2 separate regions of the Homo sapiens genome follow, and region 1 is linked to region 2. A link is a contact called in ENCODE Hi-C or POLR2A ChIA-PET data. All regions are on one chromosome and are shown on one strand. Each heading gives the region's core, a stretch centred on a gene start or an enhancer-like site at or near the end of the contact. The rest is flanking DNA. Distances are from core to core; before and after follow the strand shown. Region 1 holds the start of SCAP (SREBF chaperone). Region 2 overlaps CCDC12 (coiled-coil domain containing 12).

What was found. Hi-C counts contacts between places; a loop is a spot of excess contacts on that map. ChIA-PET counts read pairs that join two places held with the same protein, here RNA polymerase II (POLR2A). Pooled maps may share reads with other maps.
Region 1: a map with no recorded cell type shows a loop between it and region 2 (4-fold over the local background). The contact joins the promoter of SCAP here to the enhancer-like site in region 2. A Hi-C loop is called at or near these places in 3 of 37 single-sample maps with no recorded cell type and 2 of 50 pooled maps. POLR2A ChIA-PET finds 5 or more read pairs at or near these places in 3 of 52 experiments (AG04449, PC-9 and WTC11).

Annotation. Positions count from the first base shown.
Region 1 is chr3:47,474,618-47,478,088 of GRCh38, reverse strand. It overlaps SCAP (SREBF chaperone), which reads left to right and starts at 2,148. Exons shown (of 23, transcript NM_012235.4): 1 at 2,148-2,290. It overlaps LOC105377073 (a long non-coding RNA gene), which reads right to left and starts at 2,144. Exons shown (of 3, transcript XR_940821.3): 1 at 1,725-2,144; 2 at 1,387-1,447. RefSeq lists a silencer at 2,061-2,600.
Region 2 is chr3:46,925,746-46,929,603 of GRCh38, reverse strand. All of the region lies in intron 2 of CCDC12 (coiled-coil domain containing 12), which reads left to right. Among named protein-coding and RNA genes, the nearest start is that of CCDC12, 49 kb to the left of the region's middle. RefSeq lists an enhancer at 1,999-2,378. Within about 2 kb of position 2,608, at least 22 of the 41 ENCODE cell types and tissues checked have a DNase peak (open chromatin) inside an H3K27ac peak, as active enhancers do.

The DNA of each region.
Region 1 (3,471 bases), core at 899-3,398, 550 kb before region 2:
AGAAGACTTTGGTACAGTGGGCCCAGGGCTCAGGAGGACTCCTTCATGCCCAAGGTTTCTGAGGGGACAAATGATGGTATTTCAAGGGATCAGACCTGGAGAGAGTGATGTCAGGATAGGTAAGGGGTGTAGGTAAGTTCCCCTGAATGCTCTCTATTGTTGCTTCTCTCTCATTTAATACAACAAACAGGATGGGCACGGTGGCTCATGCCTGTAATCCTAGCAGTTTGGGAGGCCAACATGGGAAGGCTGCTTGAGCCCAGGAGTTTGAGACCAGCCTGGGCAACACAGCAAAAGACCCCATCTTGATAAAAATAACAAAAACAAAAATGGCATGGTGGCGCTCATCTGTAGTCCTACCTTCTTGGGAGGATCACTTGAGCCCAGGAGGTTGAGGCTGCAGTGAGCTATGACCACACCACTGCACTCCAGCCTGGGTAAAGGAGTGAGACCTCAAATGTAAAAATAAAAATAACCTAAAAAATTCTTTCTTTCTTTTTTTTTTTCTTTTTTTTTTTGAGACGGAGTCTCGCTCTGTCGCCCAAGCTGGAGTGCAGTGGCATGATCTCGGCTCACTGCAAGCTCTGCCCCCCGGGTTCATGCCATTCTCCTGCTTCAGCCTCCCGAGTAGCTGGGACTACAGGCACCTGCCACCACGCCCGGCTAATTTTTTTTTTGTTTGTTTTGTATTTTTAGTAGAGATGGGGTTCCACCGTGTTAGCCAGGATGGTTTCGATCTCCTGACCTCATGATCTGCCCGTGTTGGCCTCCCAAAGTGCTGGGATTACAGGCGTGAGCCACCGCGCCCAGCGAATACTTTCTTTATAGGATCAAAATTCCCATATTAAGCCAAAAGACAATGCTGAAAATGTCATAACCCTGAAAGTCACTTTGGGCCAAGGCCCACTGTCCCCATTGTTACTTTCATTGTGACAATAGTGTGGTGGGCAAGGAGGGAGGCCAGAGTCCGGTGGGAACTGGGTTTTAGGAGGAGGTATCTGAAGAATGTGTAGTGGGTCGGGGGCTGGTGCGGTCAGAAGGGCCACCTCTAATTTCTGCCTTGCATTGGTGACTAGATCTGCACTTTCTGGAACTCCCAGAGAAGTTTGCTGGTGCCTTTGAGGGCAGGTACAGGGCCTGCCTTATCCAGGTAGCCCTGGGGTGGGTGCGGGTGTCTCGGGCAGTAGGCAGGGGCTGAGGGGAGGCTTACCTCTGACACAAGACCTGGGTACAGCAAGGGCATGCAGTAGCATGATCAAAGTCCCCCCAGAGTGGTCCGGGCAGCGTCTCTAGTTGGGCCAGAGCTGGGCAGGTGGGGACCTGTGTTTCCCTCGAGGGGAGGCAGCCTCCCCTTCCCCTTCTGTGAGGCCCTGTAACAAGACCTACCTCGGATTTTCAGGAGGGCCAAATGCGAGGACATGTACAATACCAGCTCCGCAACTGACACCTAGTAAACAGTGAACGTAGCTGTTGCTATTATAACAAATACCTGTTCCCTGTGGAAAATGGTTAAATGTCAACTTATGCTTTTAAATGTCTATAGGGAAACTAGTTTTATGGACATTATTTATTCTTCTCATCTGCATTTGCAGTGTATCTCGGCCCAGCTGCTTCTAATTTTTTGCCATTATAAAACAGGGAACATGAGCATCTTGTGCAGGGTGGGTTTTTTGTTTTTTGTCTCACTGTGGCCTCGACCTCCCGGGCTCAGGTGATCCTCCTACCTCAGCCTCCTGAGTAGCTGGGACCACAGGTGCGCGCCACCACAGCCGGCTAATTAATTTTACTTGTGGAGACGGAGGTCTCCTACGTTGCCCAAGTTGGTCTCTAACTCCTCGGCTCAAGCGATCTTCGCGCCTTGGACTCCCACAGTGTTGGGATTACAACCGCGAGCCACCGTGCCCGGCTTTCTGCAAGTTCTTGATGACCGATGAGAGCCGGTGGGCCCAAACCCGGCGGGCCCTAACCCGGCTTCACGCTCCGCCCGGCCCGGCCCGGCCCGGCCGTCCATACTTCCCTCCGGTGTCCACCAGAGGGCGAACGGGAGACGCGAATGTGGTTCGACTACGCATGCGCACGCCGCTGGGCGCACGTGCGGAGGGCGGCGGGGCGGGAGGGTAAAGGTAGGAGGTGAGAGGTGAAGGGGCGGGCACCCGGCGGCCAGGAGAGAGAGGGAGGGCGCCACGCACCGGACTGCGGGCCGAGAGCGCGCACGCCGCGCTCCGCCCCTGCTGCCGCCCCCGTCGCCGCCGCCGCCGCCGCCGCAGCTTGGGAGGTGCTGCCACCACAGGTACCGTCACGCGGGTGCTCAGGGCGCCTGCCCGCGGGCCCCAGCTCGACCCCAGCCGCGTGGAGCTGGGAGTTCCGGAATGGGGGCCGCTAGGTTCGGGGGTGCGTGGGCATGGCGCTGTCCAGCAGCCGTGCGGGCCGGCCCTGGAGACCGCAGGCCGGCAAGGAGGCAGGGCCGCGCGTCCCCACCCCCAACCCGGCCGTGTCCCTGCACCGGCCGGCCCCTGGAGCTCCGCGTCCCCACCAGACCTCCGCGGGCCCCTGGTGTGACGGGGGGAGATGCGCGGCGTCGCATCCCCTGGCCTAGTTGCTCCGGGAAGCTGTTGTAGAACCTGCTTTGGTGCTGTTTGGGTTTTCCGGAGTGCGGGGGAGAGCAGGTTCTCCACTTTGCCTCTTTTGGAAGATCTTATTGAGAGACAACGCTAGTTGCTTTGCTGGTTTTGCTTGGTTTCTAGTTTTCCGTATTGCTTAAACCTCAACTTTGCTCACTAATGTTGCTTCTGTTTACTTCTGAGTGGGTTTATGACCTCAGTATTTAACCGGCTTATAATGTCACGATAGCGTTAGTTGCAGGGAGCCCTGGCTCCGGACTGTTTGAATCACAGAAAGTTGTGCAGATGGGAATGCGGAGGGGGGGGCAGTGAGTCGCTGTGGGGGCTCTGGCAGGGGTCAGCCCCTGGTTCGGGTCACTCACTGCTCCACCTTGTATGGCGACAGTCGGAGCTAGGTGAATAAACTCTTTCTGGGGATTTTGTAATACTTATCGTGAAGCGGCCATAGAAAAGGTTTAATGTTAGCGTTGCGTGTGTTTCTTTTATTTGGCCAAAAATTTGTGGAGTTTGGTTATGCCGTGTCTTTATTGGTTTGCTGTCAGGTCAGGATATTGAGCAAAAGACTGACGCTTTTATTAGGGAGTCAGGGTCGAGGGTGTCTAGTTAGTGCTGTATCCATTTTAGGTGTTCCTCAGTGATGCCTAAAGACTTGTTTTTTGTTTGTTTGTTTGGAGACAGGGTCTCACTCTGTCTCCCAGGCTGGAGTGCAGTGGCGCGATCTCGGCTCACTGCAGCCTTGATTTCCTGGGCTCAGGTGATCCTCCCACCTCAGCCTCCCCAGTAGCTGGGACAGCAGGTGTGTGCCACCACGCCCGGCTAATTTTTGTATTTTTTTGTAGAGATGGGGGTC
Region 2 (3,858 bases), core at 1,359-3,858:
ACCATTGTTTGGCTCCAGTTGTCCTCAGAAAGGTGGCTTCCAGATGCCAGTGACTGCTGGTGAGTGCAGGCTGCTTCAGTATTTCCTGGCCAGCTGACAAGGTGTTAGGTGTTGGCCTGCCCTACTGCTCTGGCTGGCACCATCTCGTCACACCCTGCCCAGTCTCCAAGAGCTGTGGTGGCCCCGGACACTGTAAGGCTATGGGAGCTCCTAGGATAGCAGCCTGGACCTGCTTTGTGTGTGAACCTGTTGTCCTACTATTTGTTTCTTGACTTTCCTTTTTTATCTCCATTCTTGTCTCCTTTTGGATTTTTTTGTTTTTAATTATTCCACTTTCTTCCTCTGTTAACTTGTTAATTGTATGCTGTTTTCCCTTTCTTTTAGTGATTTCCACAGGCATAACAACATACATCCTTAACTTATCAAAGTCTAATAGAAAATAGTAGTATTTTTACCATTTCCTCTACAGTGCTTAGGACCTTAGAACACTTTAAGGCTATTTGCCACTCTGCCTTTTACACTATTGTTGCTATATTTTAAATACTATAAGTTGTTATTACTCTTTTATACAGTCAATATTCATTTAAATTCTCTTTTCCCCCTGCTTTTTTTTTGAGACAGGGTCTTGCTTTGTCACCTAGGCTGGAGTGCAGAGTGTGATCATAGCTCTCTGCAGCCTTGAACGCCTGGCTCAAGCAATCCTCTTGCCTTAGCCTCCGAAGTAGCTGGGATTACAGACACAAGCCATTGTATTTACCCTTTCTGAGGCATTTTATTTTTTCCCTGCAATTCCATGTTTCCGTCTGAGATCATTTTCCTCTAGCCTAAAGTATTCCTTTTAGTATTTCTTGAATAACGGATTCACTGATAACTGATTCTCCTAACCTTTCTTTGTCTGAAAAAGTCTTTCTCTTGAAGGCTTCTTAACTAGATTTAGAATTTTGTGTGACATTTATTTTGTCCACACTTCTGAGATACCATTTCATGGTCTTATGGTTTCCATAGTTGCAGTTGAGAAGTCAGTAGTCTGTTTTAGTTTCTGCTTAAACACACTTTTTTTTTTCTCTCCAGGCCCATGAGATTATATGAGGTTGGTGCAAAAGTAATTGTGGTTTCTGCCACTATGTTCAATGGCAAAAACCACAGTTATTTTTGCATCAACCTAATGGGAAGCTCTGCTCAGTCTCTCAGCTTTTCAGCTGCTGCATGTAAATAGACATGCTTTAAGGGGAAAGAGGGACGTGATGTCAGGCTCACTTTGTTGTACTTCCCTTATCTCCATGATTGCAGCCCCTGAAATCCTTGCTGTCTTGGTACTTCTCTAAAGCCATTTAAAATACATATATATACATTTTTTTTTTTTGAGACAGTCTGCAGCCTAGGCTGGAGTGCAGTGGTGCGATCTCAGCTCACTGCAACCTCTGCCTCCTCAGTTCAAGCGATTCTCCTGCTTCAGCCTCCTGAATAGCTGAGATTACAGGCATGTGGCACCATACCCACCTAATTTTTGTATTTTTAGTAGAGACCGGGTTTCGCCCTGTTGGCCAGGCTGGGCTCAAACTCCTGACCTAAAGTGATCCACCTGCTTTTATAAGGGAGGTTAAATCTTGGGCCTGTGTTGGAAAGGCCAGGTCCCCAAGCTGAACCCCCCCATGCTCCTTGACCTCTCCCAGAGACTCCTGTCCTTTGGTAGTGGTGGAATTCCGGGGGTGGGCAGTTAAGTGGGCATTAGGGAGGGGAAGTCTCTTAGCTCTCCACGCTAAGGGGACTGGAGGTCAGAGACTGCACCATTTTCACGCGATCACACAACAGTGGCTGCACATCAGATTAACCCTCCAAGAGTGAGTCTGGGGAGGGCGTGGACCCAGCTTGATAGAGCTGGATGCACCCAGCACAGCCGTAATGTTTCTAAATGTGGAAACTGAGGCCCAGAATGAGACCTTCCCATGGTGGTCGGGATCTAGATGTTCTTGGCTGCTTGGCCAGTGCTCCGCTCTGGGGGTGGCAGGGCACAGTGGGCGCAAGGCTCTGCTCCCGCCTCTTGCTTCTGGTTCACTCCTCCAGTTGGCCTTCTGAAGCCTCGGGCAGTGGGTGGGTCTGGAGGCATGGGTGCGTGTTGCTGCTGTGAGTTCTGGGTACAGTTCCCTGTGGCCTCTCCTCTCTCCTTCTGATTTCTCACAGAACCCTGGAGACCGTTTCTGAAAGCGACAGTTTTTTTTCTTACTAATCCCTGCAGTTTTCTTCCCACACCCAGTTTCTCTTCCTCATTTCTCCCCACCCTGTTGTGAACGAAAGCCTTTGCACCCAGTCATGCCCCACTTTGTCTCCCTGTACCTCTGTGACCTGACATGTACCTCCAGGCCCGAGGCAGGTGTTCAAGGATGGGGGACGGGGTGGGGTATCTCTGGGCCTTCTGGGAGTGCAGGTGGGCTTCCTCCACACAGGCTATGCTGGTACTGCCCCATCGCCCGCAGTGGTTCAGCCCAGCCCCAAGGCTCCAGGCTCAGGGGCCCTGGCAGGAAGGAAGGAGATGGTAAGTAAGCTGGGGGCAGGAAGCAGGTGGAGCCCTTAAATAGGAGAGTGAATAGCATCTGAAAGCCCCTGAGTCCAAAGCACTGCCGCTTGCTAGCTGTGTAGCCACAGACACCCCTGCCTCTGGGAAAGCTTGCTTTTGCAGGGCCTGAGGAAGTCAGCAGCACTTTTACCTGGTCCAGACAGAGGGCTTGGGAGATGGCAGACTGTGGGAGGCCTGTTGGGAAATTGTTTCCTGCCTTAGAGGCCCAGGACTTTTCTGAGGGACCACTGGTCAAGAACCGAAAGAGGTACTGGGGAAGGAGGAGGACCTGCGGCCTAGTCTCACCTGGCCAGCATCTGAGGGGCCACTCCTGCATCCCCTGGGGCTAGGGGTCTGTCCCACTGCCTCTGCCTTGCCTTTCTTAGACCCTGCAGCCCCCAGGACCTCTCGCCCTGCCGCCCTGTGGAGTTACCAGGGACACATTTTCCTGGGAGCCTGCTTCTGTGTGTGTGGGGCTAGGATTTGATGAGCCCCTGAGCCAGAGAGGACCCCAGTGAGTTCTTGGTTCAGCCACCCCTGCCTGAAAAGACTGAGGCAGGAAGAACATAAAAACATAGTAGCTAGCCGCAGCTCCTGCCGGGAGATTCTGGCCCCTTGTGGCTCCTCTCTCTTCATGGAGGCCTTTGGGGCTGTTCAGTTCTCACTGCTGTCCTGGTGGACTGTGGCCTTCCCAGCCTTGCACATGGTCATGCCTATTTTCACAGCCCTCACTGGCCACTCTCAACAGTCTTGGAGCTGAGTCAGCCTCTCGTGTGCTTTGTGCCTTGACCCTGTCCGCGTCATTGCAGGCCCAGGCGCCACCTCCTCCTGGAGTGTCTCCCCTCCACATTCCCACAGCTGTAGGCAGCCACGCCCCTCTGGAGCCCTCCAGCACCTGCTTCTCTGTCCACATGTCACTCCTCACTGCCACATGCCCCTGGCCCAGCACACCCAGATGCTTTTCTCTAAGTAGTTGAGGCGTATTCCATGGCATGAGCCCCAGGGCAGGAAGGCTCTGAAGAGGGGCCAGACTTGGGGAATTTGTGGGTGACCACTGGCCTTCTCTTTTGGGAATCACTCAGCCTAGGAGCTTTAGCCCTGGCTGGGAGTTATACATTGCCTTGAGCTAAGATGTGCAGCCACTGCTGTGTGATCCTATGAAAAGGGTACAGTCTCTCTGACCTCCAGTCCCCTTATCTGTCAAATGGGATGATCCAGGAGAGACACCCTGTGAATGCTCCCTAGGCGTCCTTGGCCCAGCTCTGGAAGAGAACCGTACTCCAACAGAGTAGACAGGGCCTCTG